Regions from separate parts of the Homo sapiens genome. Here region 2 is linked to region 1. A link is a contact called in ENCODE Hi-C or POLR2A ChIA-PET data. All regions are on one chromosome and are shown on one strand. Each heading gives the region's core, a stretch centred on a gene start or an enhancer-like site at or near the end of the contact. The rest is flanking DNA. Distances are from core to core; before and after follow the strand shown. Region 1 overlaps SATB2 (SATB homeobox 2). Region 2 holds the start of SATB2-AS1 (SATB2 antisense RNA 1).

Region 1 (5,849 bases), core at 2,265-4,764:
ATTGGAAGCTCAAGATATAGGGCTAGAGCAAGATTTTCTTTTTTCTTCACCATTTCTAAATTTTGTTGAAAATGGATTTCAGTTTTACATTTTTATTCTTTTATTGGAACTTTTAAATTCTCCCCACTCTTAATTTATTCTGTGAAGTGCTTTTCAAGCACCTCCCTATCTTTCTATCCATTGTCACTTTTCTCTCTCTTTTTTTTTTCTTTCTTTTTCCCTCTTTTTGCCTGGGACGAGTTGTTAATAAGATGGACAAATCTCTCTCTCTCTCTCTCTCTTTCTTGGCATATATTTTTACTCATCCTTTTATAGTTTGCTTCCCTTAGGGATTTCTGGTTTTTAAAGGCCTTTTAAACCTGTGCCTTAATTTTCTTCTTTCTACACTTGACCTCAATGATACTATTTTACTATTTTTTATTTCTCTTGTTATTGTCATTAGTAATTGCATCTATTTTTCCTCCTTTATTCTTCTTTTGTAAAACTTGCATTTCATTATAAAAACCATAATTGTTTAGATGGGTCAAATTCTAGTAAGAAGGTAAATTTTTCTAAGAATAAGCCCTTTATGATATTCTTCAGTATCTCATGTATATGTTCTGCAGAAGAAACCCTATTATCATACATACGTTCCTGGTTAGTACTGTTTTATTTTATAAATGACCACAAAGTTTTGTTTTGTTTTGTTTTGTTTTTTTTTAAATAGATGATGCCAGTAGGGGATTGTTGCATGCTTTCTGTAAGAAGTCATTACTGTTGTCAGCTAACAATTGCTTCCTTCAATCACTGAACCAAAATGTTTAGGAACTATTTCAGTAATTGACGGTTATAAAACGTAAGTCCCTACATGTTATAGATCCCTGTGCTTTCATGTTATATTTCATATCTAACTGAACAGTTAATATTATTTTTAAAAATTAATATGGTCTTAAGTTTTTTCAGTTGACCATAGACTTGAGAAAGATTTATAGTTTCTAAGTAATGGAGACATGATAGCTTATGGAGCAATTGGATTCATTTAAAGATCTTATCTTTGATTCCCAGATGTGTGACACTCAGATGTTGACATTAGGAACTGCACATGGATTTTCAGCATCGAAACTTATGTACACACAGGTATTAGTGGTGAAGTAGCTTATGGCACCATGGACTATATGGCCTTATGTGTGCATATGCTTAAATCATTAGAAATAAAAATCTACCTACTTCCTTGGGCAAAGATTATATGCCAGCATGTAAGAGTTAAAAGCTCTAAATGGGGGCTATTCCTTGCTGGTAGGGACTCTCATGAATGAGTCCTATAAAATGCCATTATGCTTGCTTAGGAAGGTTTTACAACTCCTTTAACTACATTGAGGGCAGGAGTGATATCAGACTTGTTCTTACTTGTATCCCTGGAGCCACTGGTGGTGATACCTGTCACATAGTAGGTGTTCAGTGAATAAATCCTGGATACATGAATGACTACAAAGATAATTTGGGGCCAGGCACGGTGGCTCATGCCTGTAATCCCAGCACTTTGGGAGGCCAAGGCAGGTGGATCACCTGAGGTTAGGAGTTCGAGACCAGCCTGGCCAACATGGAGAAACCTCTACTAAAAGTACAAAAATTAGCCAGGCGTGTTGACGGGCGCCTGTAATCCCAGCTTCTCAGGAGGCTGAGGCAGGAGAATCGCTTGAACCCGAGAGGTGGAGGTTGCAGTGAGCCGAGATTGCACCATTGCCCTCCAGCCTGGGCAACAAGAGCGAGAAAAAAAAAAAAAGATAATTTGAAGGAAATCTAATTTATATTATTCGCTACATGTCCTATATATATTTGGGAATAAACTTGGTATAAATAAATAAGCATTTCATATACCAGTAATGATCACAATTAAAAAATATATCTTACAAGGCATTGTGTAGCTGTCCTAAATCTTCTTCTTTGTCTAAAAAATCAGTCTACTCCACTCGTATCTTATATTTTTAAATAAATCTACACCATGGAGAGTGTATTTGCTATAGACAATAATACTGCTTTCTTGTTCTCAGGAGTGAACACTGAGTTGTCTTGTGTGTGATATGGTTTGACTTGTTACACTGTTGTGCAGTCTTAATAATAATTACCATGATCTTTAATGATAACAATTCTTAATGAGTATTATTATTGTTAATAAGGATTATATTTAATAATTACACCCAATACTTATTATCTTTAATAATAATAATTAGCACATGGGAACCAGTTGCACCATTGTATTATCTTTAGAACAAATACCTCAATCTGTAACCCAGTAGTTTGCAGAGTATCTGCTCCCACCCTTGGCTTTCCAGATCAGAGTGAGTCAGGAGGCTTCTAGGGTTGAGGCCACAGGGAGGGGGTTCTGGAAAACTCCTATGCATTCTATGTGTCAGGGGCCATACTCCCATCTAGTCATTTCACACAGAGGTCTTCTTTTTGTTGTGAAGTACCTTCACCATGACCATGTGACTTTCTACCTCCCCCGTCTGCCTACTCACCCAGTCTTCATAAGTTTTAATTTTTCTTGCACAAAAAGAAGACCCATAACATACTAATTTGTGTGAATTACATTAGGCAGGGTCCATGTTTATTACTTGTATGTTGGTAAAACTTTGATCTTCTTCTGCCTTGGTTATGTTTAGATTTAAGTGCCTGTATGACTTTTTTAAAAATAAAAAAAAAGTTTAAAAAAATCTTTGGTGAATTAAACATTTTTTAGCTTTTCACACTTTGATACAAAGCAGAGAAATATTTCAGTGACAACAGATTTCAACAGATTTTCAACTAGACTAATTTGCTTTATTCTTTAGGGTAGTTTACTTATTTTCTCTGAAAACACAAGAAAAGATACTCCCTTTCCAGTAACTGATGTTAATGTATAAAATAATTTTACATAGGCAAACTTTTGTATTTGGATGCATATTTTGACATAAATGTAAATTAAGATGTTTATGATCATGTTATTTTCAGGCTAGTTGATAACCTATTTACTAGGATTTAAAAAAACAACAGCACGTAAGAGGGACTTATTTTAAATTTCTATTGACTTTATTATATTCACATAACAGCTTAGGCCTTAAAATCAATACCACCTTAGTAGGAAGGAGCTGGAAGCTTTGAAATATATTTCCAGACAAGAGAAATATATTACTTTTACACGTAAAAGTAATATATTTAAAGAGAAATATATTACTTTTACGTGTAAAAGTAATATATTTATTACAACTGGAAGCTTTGAAATAGATTTTTAGACAAGAGCAGATCTGATCTGAAAATACTAGTGCTGATAGTTAATGATAAAACTATAGACATTAAAAGATTCGAGTGTCTGTGTGGTCACCTTCATCTCACCTATGTACCAGGACACCTCTAATTGGTGAAAATGACGGGAATCTAAGGGCTTCTGCCACTGCCCTGGGCAATTCTGTAATAATAGAGGGGGAAAACCCACAGCTTTCCATTAGACCTATATGACTAAGAGGCTTGTTTAATCTAAACCACTGTCGATCACAGATGACTGACTTTTATAACTGTTGCTTCCCTTCTCATCGTGGTGACTGAGATTTGCTTTTTAATGTTTGTGTTTTGCTCTTGAATTTTGTCCCTTCAGGTTTGATGATTCCTGTCTTTTGTGTCGTGGAGCAGTTGGACGGCTCTCTTGAATATGACAACAGAGAAGAACACGCCGAGTTTGTCCTGGTGCGGAAAGATGTGCTTTTTAGCCAGCTGGTGGAGACTGCGCTCCTGGCCCTGGGGTATTCTCACAGCTCTGCGGCCCAGGCCCAAGGTATTAATGCCTCTCCCCTCTCCTCCCAAGTCTCTTGTGTGTCATAATTTGAGGAAGAATATGTTTTCTGAAATAGTTCTCCAAACAAAGGTTGAAGGAGAATTGTCAGATTTAGCATTTCCTAGTGAGCAGTAGAATATTTCTTGTAGAAGGTCTTGTTTCTTGTTTTGGGAAGCATTTGACCAGCACTTCTGGAGCCACAAAATCAACTTGCATTTCAAACCGATCATAGATTTTTTTGCATTTATAACACTGTTATTTTCTCTAAGTTAGGACCAATGTTGAGATATTTAACTCCTGACTTATCCAAACTTATAATACATGACTTATAAAGCATTCAGTTTTCCAAATTTATTTATTGCTTTGGGCCTGTGGCTTCTGCACTTTGCAATAAGCTTTTAATTAAACAGAAAAAAAAATGGATGTCTTTTATCCTTTTGTTTCTTTGAAAACTGTTTTGTAGTTTTGATGCAGTCCATTTAGTTAAAAAATATTGCCATGTCTTTATGATCAATTCCTTTCACTTATTTGATTAAATATTAAAATTGCATCATTATTTCAGTGCGTATTGTACAATACTGGGGAGCCCGTTGTGAGCTTCTGTTGTTTCATTTTGAAGTATAGCCCATTGTTCTGTCATGCCAAAGAATTGACAAAACAAATAATAACAAAAATTCTCCCCAAACCTTGAGTGATGAAAAAAAAAAATTGATCTGATGGAATTTATTGTTCTTGTTTTTCAGCTGAAATGGTTGAATTGTATTGTTTATGATTATGGTTATAACCAAAGGAGAGAAATCCGTAACTTCCAGATCTTAGTTTATATGTTAGTGTCCTGTATTACTATCTTTAGTTAACATTTGTGAAGATGCCAAGGATGTTTGTTATTTTTTAAAATGAGTTTCTCTTCATATAATTCCTAAGAACTATCAGTCAGAGCCTCATTTGTACCAATAAGGATACTATGAGAGATTAAACATTGATATAAAGTTACAGATGTGGTGACCAAGGGATTTAAATTCCCAAGCTCTTGAATTTGATTCTGTAAGTAGATGATTGCTTTTTAGGAAATATTTTAAGTATTTAAGTTATACTTTAGTTCTATCAAGAAAGCAACCTAATTGAAATTAGGAATGTTTTCCCAGGGCAGGTAGTACCCTACTAGTTATTGTGAATCCCAGCGCAGTCTGAATCTGAGCGCTGGCCAGGCTGGGCGCAGTGATATAGCTGAATCGTAGAGTCCAGTGCTTTCAAAGCAGCCTGATAAAGGATGATTCATTTCCTTTTTCCAACGACTTTCCTTCTTGTGTGAGGGATTCACGATTTGATCCTGAGCAAATTGCATACTGGGCACCATTGCTTTTATGTCATGCTATGTACTTAAATGAAATAAAAGAATCTCCCTTCCCTTCCCCCCACAAACTTTTCATGCCACTTTAGGGATATTTTTCTCTGAATGTAAAGGTCATTGTATCCCACTGCTTGCACCCTGGTGTGCCAGCTTCCTGTTTGACAGGGCCATCCATCTCAGTTAGCACAGCCGTTCAGCGCGTCGCGAGCTCACATGTGGAACACAGAGCACTAAGTGGCCAAGATTTGATTCTTGGCACATACTGAGGGAAGGGGCTCTCAGGAAATTTGCACTAGGGAGCCACACTATTCCTTTCAGGGATTTGGACTAAGAATTCTACTCACCAAGGTGAGATATATGAGCAAATAAATGTCATCTACAGTGGAGGATTATTAAACAGGGAACAAGTCAAAAGTGATTATTTGCGTCCTCAAAGTTTTTGAATATTAAGGCTAAAATGCTAAATATTCTACTATTTATAAGTTGAATCAATATTCTTAAGGTGCTCTAGAGTACAGATATACTTTATTTTATAGGTAAGCAAAGATTTTATCACTCAGTCTCGTACTGTAATCTCACAAAGAAAAAAATCAGTTTGTTTTAAATTAGGCTGCTGATCTGTGTTTTGGGGAAATGGAAAAACTTAGAATTGTTTACTTTGAAATAAATATATTAGATCATTGTCTTCATTCAGATCATTAAAAGTATGCT
Region 2 (5,849 bases), core at 2,310-4,809, 34 kb before region 1:
ACACAATCCGGCCTGGCGCCCGCGGCGGCTCCCCCTACCGGGAGTCCGGAGCAGCGCCGATGGCTTGGTCCCGGGTGGCACAACCTCTCCCAGCCGCCCGCTCCTTGGAGGCTTCGCCGGAGGGATCAGCGAGCTACCGCCCGCCGGGCCGGACCGCGCAGAGCGGAAGCGCTCCGCCCGGGTAACAAGCATTTTCCAGCACAAGAAATTAGTTGCAAATAAACATCTGAAACGCCGGTTCTGTAAACCAAGTGCCCACCGCACGCCTCTAAACGGGCGGGGCCGTGGGGGTGGTGGGGGTGAGAATGGTGGGAAAGATGCTGGGCCTGGGAAGGAGCCAGGGGTAGGGGTGGATGCAGGGAGGCGCCCCACCAAGCGCTCCCCGAGTTCAGAGGCGCTTAAGTTACCAAGGGATTAGGGCTGATCTCAGGAGAGGTAAACGACCATCCTTGGAACACGGAGCCCTTCTTCCCTGCCCGGTATCTGCGCGTGCCTTGGGTAGTCCGCACAACCCTCCCCAGCTCCGGATGCCCTGGGATACCCGGACCCAGGAGAGAGCGCGTCAGCGGGGCGCAGCTACTTTGCACTCGCCGATTCTGACACAACAGATAGTTAATTGGGGCCTTCGAAATCAAGGACTAAGGTGAGCAGAGGAGTCCCCCAGCCCCTGGCTGTAGCCTTTGGGACTTCTCTCCCGCGTCTTGGGTCAGAGCAGCGTCCGCAGCAAAGTCCTTTGGGGTGAAAGACCCGGGTGCGAATTAGTTTCAAAGTGGGAGGTTGCTTACACGTGAGCGGGGTCGCCAGCTCTTTGAAGGGCGCACGGTGCGGAGGCTCCGGCAAGGGTGCAATTCCCGTGCGCGTGTTAGCGCAATGCGCACTCCGCTGGGCCCAAGCAGTCATCAGTTCTGCCAAGTGGGTGCTGCTCCGGGTACCCACTGGTGTGGTGGGTAAGTCGGGAGCAGAATAATGAAGCGCATTACCTGGGAAGCCAAATTTGCAAAGCTTAACCCAATCCTCCTCGGGGGCACTTCTTGTAGAATAAGCTGTTGGTGTATAGCAGCCATACATTTAACAAATATATGGGCATAAAAAATGATAGAAAATAATAGGGTGAAGGTTTGACCCGCCACCAGGCTTCTTGCCCTCGCCTCTTCCGCAGGCCGAGGGCAGTTTTGAGTCAAGTGCAATACGCAGTGGGTGTCACCCAACCTCTCCTGGCTCTGCTGAGGTCGTGATCCCTCTGACCCAAGCAGAAACCCTCCAGCTTCGGAGCAGCCCGTCGCCTCCGTGCCCCAAGTTGGCATCCCGAGACCAAGCTCCAGGGAGTCGGGGGTAAAGAAAGGCCGATGCTCAGAGCGTCCCCAGCATCTTCCTGGGGATCCTCCGCGGCAGGGGCTGCGACCTGTGTGTGGAAGAGTCGTCTTAGCCCTTTCCGTTATGGGGCTCTCAGGCAACAAGATTCCACGGGAGACTGTGACGACCTTCTCCAGCTGCCCAGACTTTCTTGCCCGACTGGGCTGAACCCGAGCACAGAGACTGGTGTCTTCCCAGCCACACAATCTTGATTCCCAGCCGGGTGACCAGCTTGGTCTAGGGAGTGAAGGAAGGGGGTAAAGGGGAGAGGAGGAAGGGATTCGTTTCCTGTCTGCTTTCTTCTCTCTGCCTTCTCAGAAGCTGTGCTGTTACAGAGAAAAACTTTCTAAACTACCTCCCCATTTTTCTGGAAGGTGTTGCACACATCTCCCCTTCCCTCAATACACACAGCTTTCTCTACCCCCTGCTCCTCCCACTTTCCGGAAAAATGTAATAGGTGTGAACATCGACTAAGCCCAGTGTCAGTAGCACAGCAACAAGCTAATGTGGGAAGGGGTTTCGCTGGTGTTTATTTCTGAAGTTGCTGATATACTCGTGGCAAGGGAGCTTGGCTTGTTGCAGAGTACGAAGCCAAGCCCGGGGCGCCTAGGCTGTGAACACCTCGCGCGAACTTGGTCCGGCCTCTAGGTCCCTGGCCTCGGGCCCTTATGCTCTGCCGGGGGCCAGGATCAGGTTCCTAAGAAAACAGAAGAGTCAAATAAGTGATCTCGCTACTTTACGCTCCCTGCCCACCCCCACCCCCACCACCACTTTTCTTTTCTTCTTTTCTTTTTTGGTTGATGGTCTGTCTGTACTGAGCGGGTATCCCAGAGCTGAGGTGCAGGAGTAGTGAGCGATGCCGGGGCTGGCTTTCCTAGATTTAGGAACCGCCGGGGGGCGGAGGAGAGTCGAAGGGGCATCCACTTCTTTGGAGGGAGGACGCCGTTTACTTCCCGCAGACGACGGGCGGGAAGACCTCGGAGCTGAGGGCTTCTTGGGGTGGCTCTTTGAGCAGGTAATTCTGCGGCGAAATCGAGAGCGGGTGACTGACACGCTCGGTGACGACGGCCAGGCGGGGCAGCACCCTTTCCGGTTAACAAAATGATTAACCTTCCTGCCTTGCCTGTAGTGGGCTCTCCCCTCCTCCTTCACCCTCCCTTCCTCCGGGATTAGGGGGTGCTCTTTTCAAGGAGAGACTGGAGACTCGAGATGTGGGCCCTTTCTCGCCTCCGCGCGGCCTTTCCTCGGAGCCAGGCTGGGGAACCCGGTGAGGCACGCAGACCAGTCCCTTCGAGACGCCCGCCTCGCGGAATCGGGTTCACCGGCCCTGTCCCGCACGGTCCCCTGGGTCATCTCCCCCTGCAACCACTTGTCTGAAACTTACCAGATTCCAACCTTAAGGCAGGAAAAAAAGTGTTTCATATACAAACTGATCAGGGTATTTGCAGATAATTGCGAATGTCAAATACTCGGGCGTGATGACAAAGTGCAGAGATTGCCAGGGCCAGAGCTTGGCCTGAGGGGCGGGGGCTGCTGGCGGGGCTCCAGGGCCACCTCAGGCCTGCCCAGAGGCGGGCCTGCGAGGGGTAGAGCAGTCAGCCGCAACTGCCAACAGCCCATTTAACGAAGACGGCTGCTTCTTCTACCCCTCGGCTATGGAGCTGATTCATGGATTCATTCACTTAGTCTATACTGGAGCTCCGCTCAGGGAGGAGGTGCGAGAGTGGATACTGCACCAGCCCAGCTCTCTCTCCCTCACTCCCCACTCCTGATGCACAAATACCTCACTGCAAGATTCCCCACAGGTGGAATTGCTGGGCCTCAGTTGGATGCTTAGGCCCAAAGCGAAGGCCCTGCCAGGCGGTGCTCCCAGAGCTAATGTCCTGTGGCAGAGTAGGAAAGAGCTACAAGCCATTTAGGACAAACAAGTGCACCCTTTGATACTGAGGTTAGTCTTCAATAGAAATAAAGAGGGACATTAAAAAAAAAAAAAGGAAGAGGAAGAAACGAAATACTGGACCCACCCACCCCAGTCCTCCTACCGGGTTGCAGGAAGCCATCCTGGTGCCATCAGAGCCTGGGTGCAAACGGCCCACCAGAGCTGACCCTGCCAAGCTCTCAGTGACAGCAAAGGTGGCTGCTCTCAACAGCTTTCAGAGCAACTCCTCTGAGACCCTACTGCAGGCACACTCAGAATGTTTCAAGTGCCTTGGATTCTTAAAAAAAAAAAAGAGAGAGAGAGAGAGAAAGAAAAAGAAAGAAAGAAAGAAAGAAAAAAGAGTGGGGCGTGGAGGGTGGTGTTACTCTTGTTGGATTCCACATCTACTGAAAACTGAGTGGATCAATTATGGGTGATACCATGATGTTGGTGGCAAGTCTGGCTTCCCAGGCCAGAATCGCAGGGGTTTCAGGACCTGGATGCTGAGACCGAGAGGAGCAGTGGAGGCAGGGACACCCCATTCTGCATTAGGTGGCATAAGCTGCAGTCACTGAGGCCCTGGCCCCGGGGTCCTGTGTCCTAGGCCAACGTGGTGGTGGTGAGGGGGCTGGGAGGGGTATATTGCGGTAGGGATGCTGAAAGACCTTGACCTGACTGCCCTCTCCTTTCTGAGAGCTAAAGAATGTGGTGGGGATTCTTCCAAAGCCGGGAGAAGGCAAGACTAGTGTGTGCTAGTGGGTGCAGCTGGGCTGCAGAGGGAGGGAATTCCTGCCGACTACAGGGAGCCCTCTGTGCTTGTCTCTCTCCCCCGCCCTCAGCCCTCTTCCCCTTTCATTGAATGCCTGAAGTCAGAGCCTACCTGGAAACCCTCAAAATTTTACACTCCACTTGTCCGAGGTTTCCAATGATGACAAATTTGAAAAACGCTTCGGCTGAAGCCCGGCACCTAAGGCTGAGAGTTGGGGGGAGGGGAGGCTGTTGGATAAAAGCTCCTTGGAAAAGACACACTTGCCTCCCCCTTTTTCGCCACGCGGAAACTGGCCGGTCTGGACAAGGGATTGCGCTGGGCTAAGGCCTCGGGCTGGGGAGAGCTCCAGCAGCCTGAAAGCCGAATCCGCAGAAGTTATCCACCTGGCTCCTTAGCCACCGGCCAACAAGAGGGCTCTGGGCGTCCCGCCCTTCACGCCTGTATTAGAAAGGCCTGAGTCTGGCCGGGAGACCTGACTTGAGGTCTCTTGGGAGGAGCAGGGGGTGCCAGTTCTGCAGGGGACTTGCCCAGTTCCAGTGAGGCTGATGTAGAAAACAATAGCTCTGTCCTCAGCCTGGGCGGCCAGCCGGGGCCGCACGTGTAAGATGTGATTCTATCTGAGTTTCCAAATCTAAGTGCATTGATTGAGGCCCAAAGAGTTCACGGCGCATAACTGTCTTAATTAAACCTGCTATAAACAGACAAATCACTTCTTGTTCTTGTAAATAGAGCTTGGGGAGATGGCACAGGGTCTGGCAAAAGCCAGGCTTGGGGAACATTCTTAAAAAAGGAAAAGAGTACTGAGACACAGACAGAAAAAGAATAAAACTGGAGTATCCACATCTTCAGAAAATAGCTCAACTGAAACCAAAATATGCCATAGCAGGGAAGTAATGTGAGACACCCTAAGTTCCCAGAGCAGCTCAGTGGAGGCTGGTAGCCCAGGATGGGACCAATGGTGGAAAAGCAGGGAGCCGGAGAGACCACAGGTTGTTTGGGGGAGGACAGGTGCCCATTGCTGAGGCTCTGAGCTACTCTACTTGGCCCTGCACTTTCCTTGCCAATCCTTCCATCTTTCCCTGCCACTGATCTCAACTTCCTGATACTGAGAGACAGTGCTGGGAGGACAAGTACTCTCTCAACTTGGTCAGCTTGGGGGACAAGGGCTGGTCACCAAGAGCTCAGAGATAGCAACAACTGGGGATGATGGGTGATCATAGGAGTCCAGCGGGAGCAGATGGGAAGAAAAGTTGTCTGTGATCCTCTGGGAAAGCAGAAAATGGGGAGTATGTACACCCACAGCTCAGATTCTGCTGTCCCTAAGTGCCGGCAAGGGCTGGGGGATGATCTTGAGTAGGGTCAGGTGCTCCAGTGCCCCAGCTGTTGGGTGTCCAGAAGAGGTTAGGTGTGTGGTAGCTCTGGGAAGAATGCGCGAGACGTCCTTCACTTGGAATGTGCAAAGGGCCGGGTCTGTCTCCAAGTAACTCCGGGTCTCCGGAAGTTACCTGGCAGGGGCAGCCCTCAGCAGACTTTGGGTCTTACAGCATAAAACGAGACGAACTAAGGGGAGCCCACCACTTTTCTAGCTAAAAGTGGAAAGGAAAAGTTGTCTATAATATGTAAATACAGGAGATATGAGTGCACAGGTTTGGGTGGGTTCCTGGTAACTTCTGGAGCCGACTTTTCCCTGGTCTTGGTTTGCAAACTTTAATTCCCATTTCTTTTCCTTTACTATTTAGCATATGACTCTAACAATAATCTGATTCAGAAATACTCTTCATTTCGTTAGGCTAACATTGATAAGGAATT

What was found. A loop is a pair of places that touch in the nucleus more often than their neighbours do. ChIA-PET counts read pairs that join two places held with the same protein, here RNA polymerase II (POLR2A).
Region 2: a map of esophagus muscularis mucosa shows a loop between it and region 1 (2.1-fold over the local background). The contact joins the promoter of SATB2-AS1 here to the enhancer-like site in region 1. A Hi-C loop is called at or near these places in 2 of 168 maps with a recorded cell type or tissue (HepG2 and esophagus muscularis mucosa). POLR2A ChIA-PET finds 5 or more read pairs at or near these places in 5 of 52 experiments (A673, AG04450, H1 and 2 more).

Annotation. Positions count from the first base shown.
Region 1 is chr2:199,431,276-199,437,124 of GRCh38, reverse strand. It overlaps SATB2 (SATB homeobox 2), which reads left to right. Exons shown (of 11, transcript NM_001172509.2): 3 at 3,611-3,787. Among named protein-coding and RNA genes, the nearest start is that of SATB2, 24 kb to the left of the region's middle. Within about 2 kb of position 3,514, at least 3 of the 41 ENCODE cell types and tissues checked have a DNase peak (open chromatin) inside an H3K27ac peak, as active enhancers do.
Region 2 is chr2:199,465,808-199,471,656 of GRCh38, reverse strand. It overlaps SATB2-AS1 (SATB2 antisense RNA 1), which reads right to left and starts at 3,559. Exons shown (of 2, transcript NR_026830.1): 1 at 3,396-3,559; 2 at 1-2,050. It also overlaps a transcript of SATB2 not described here. RefSeq lists a silencer at 1-119.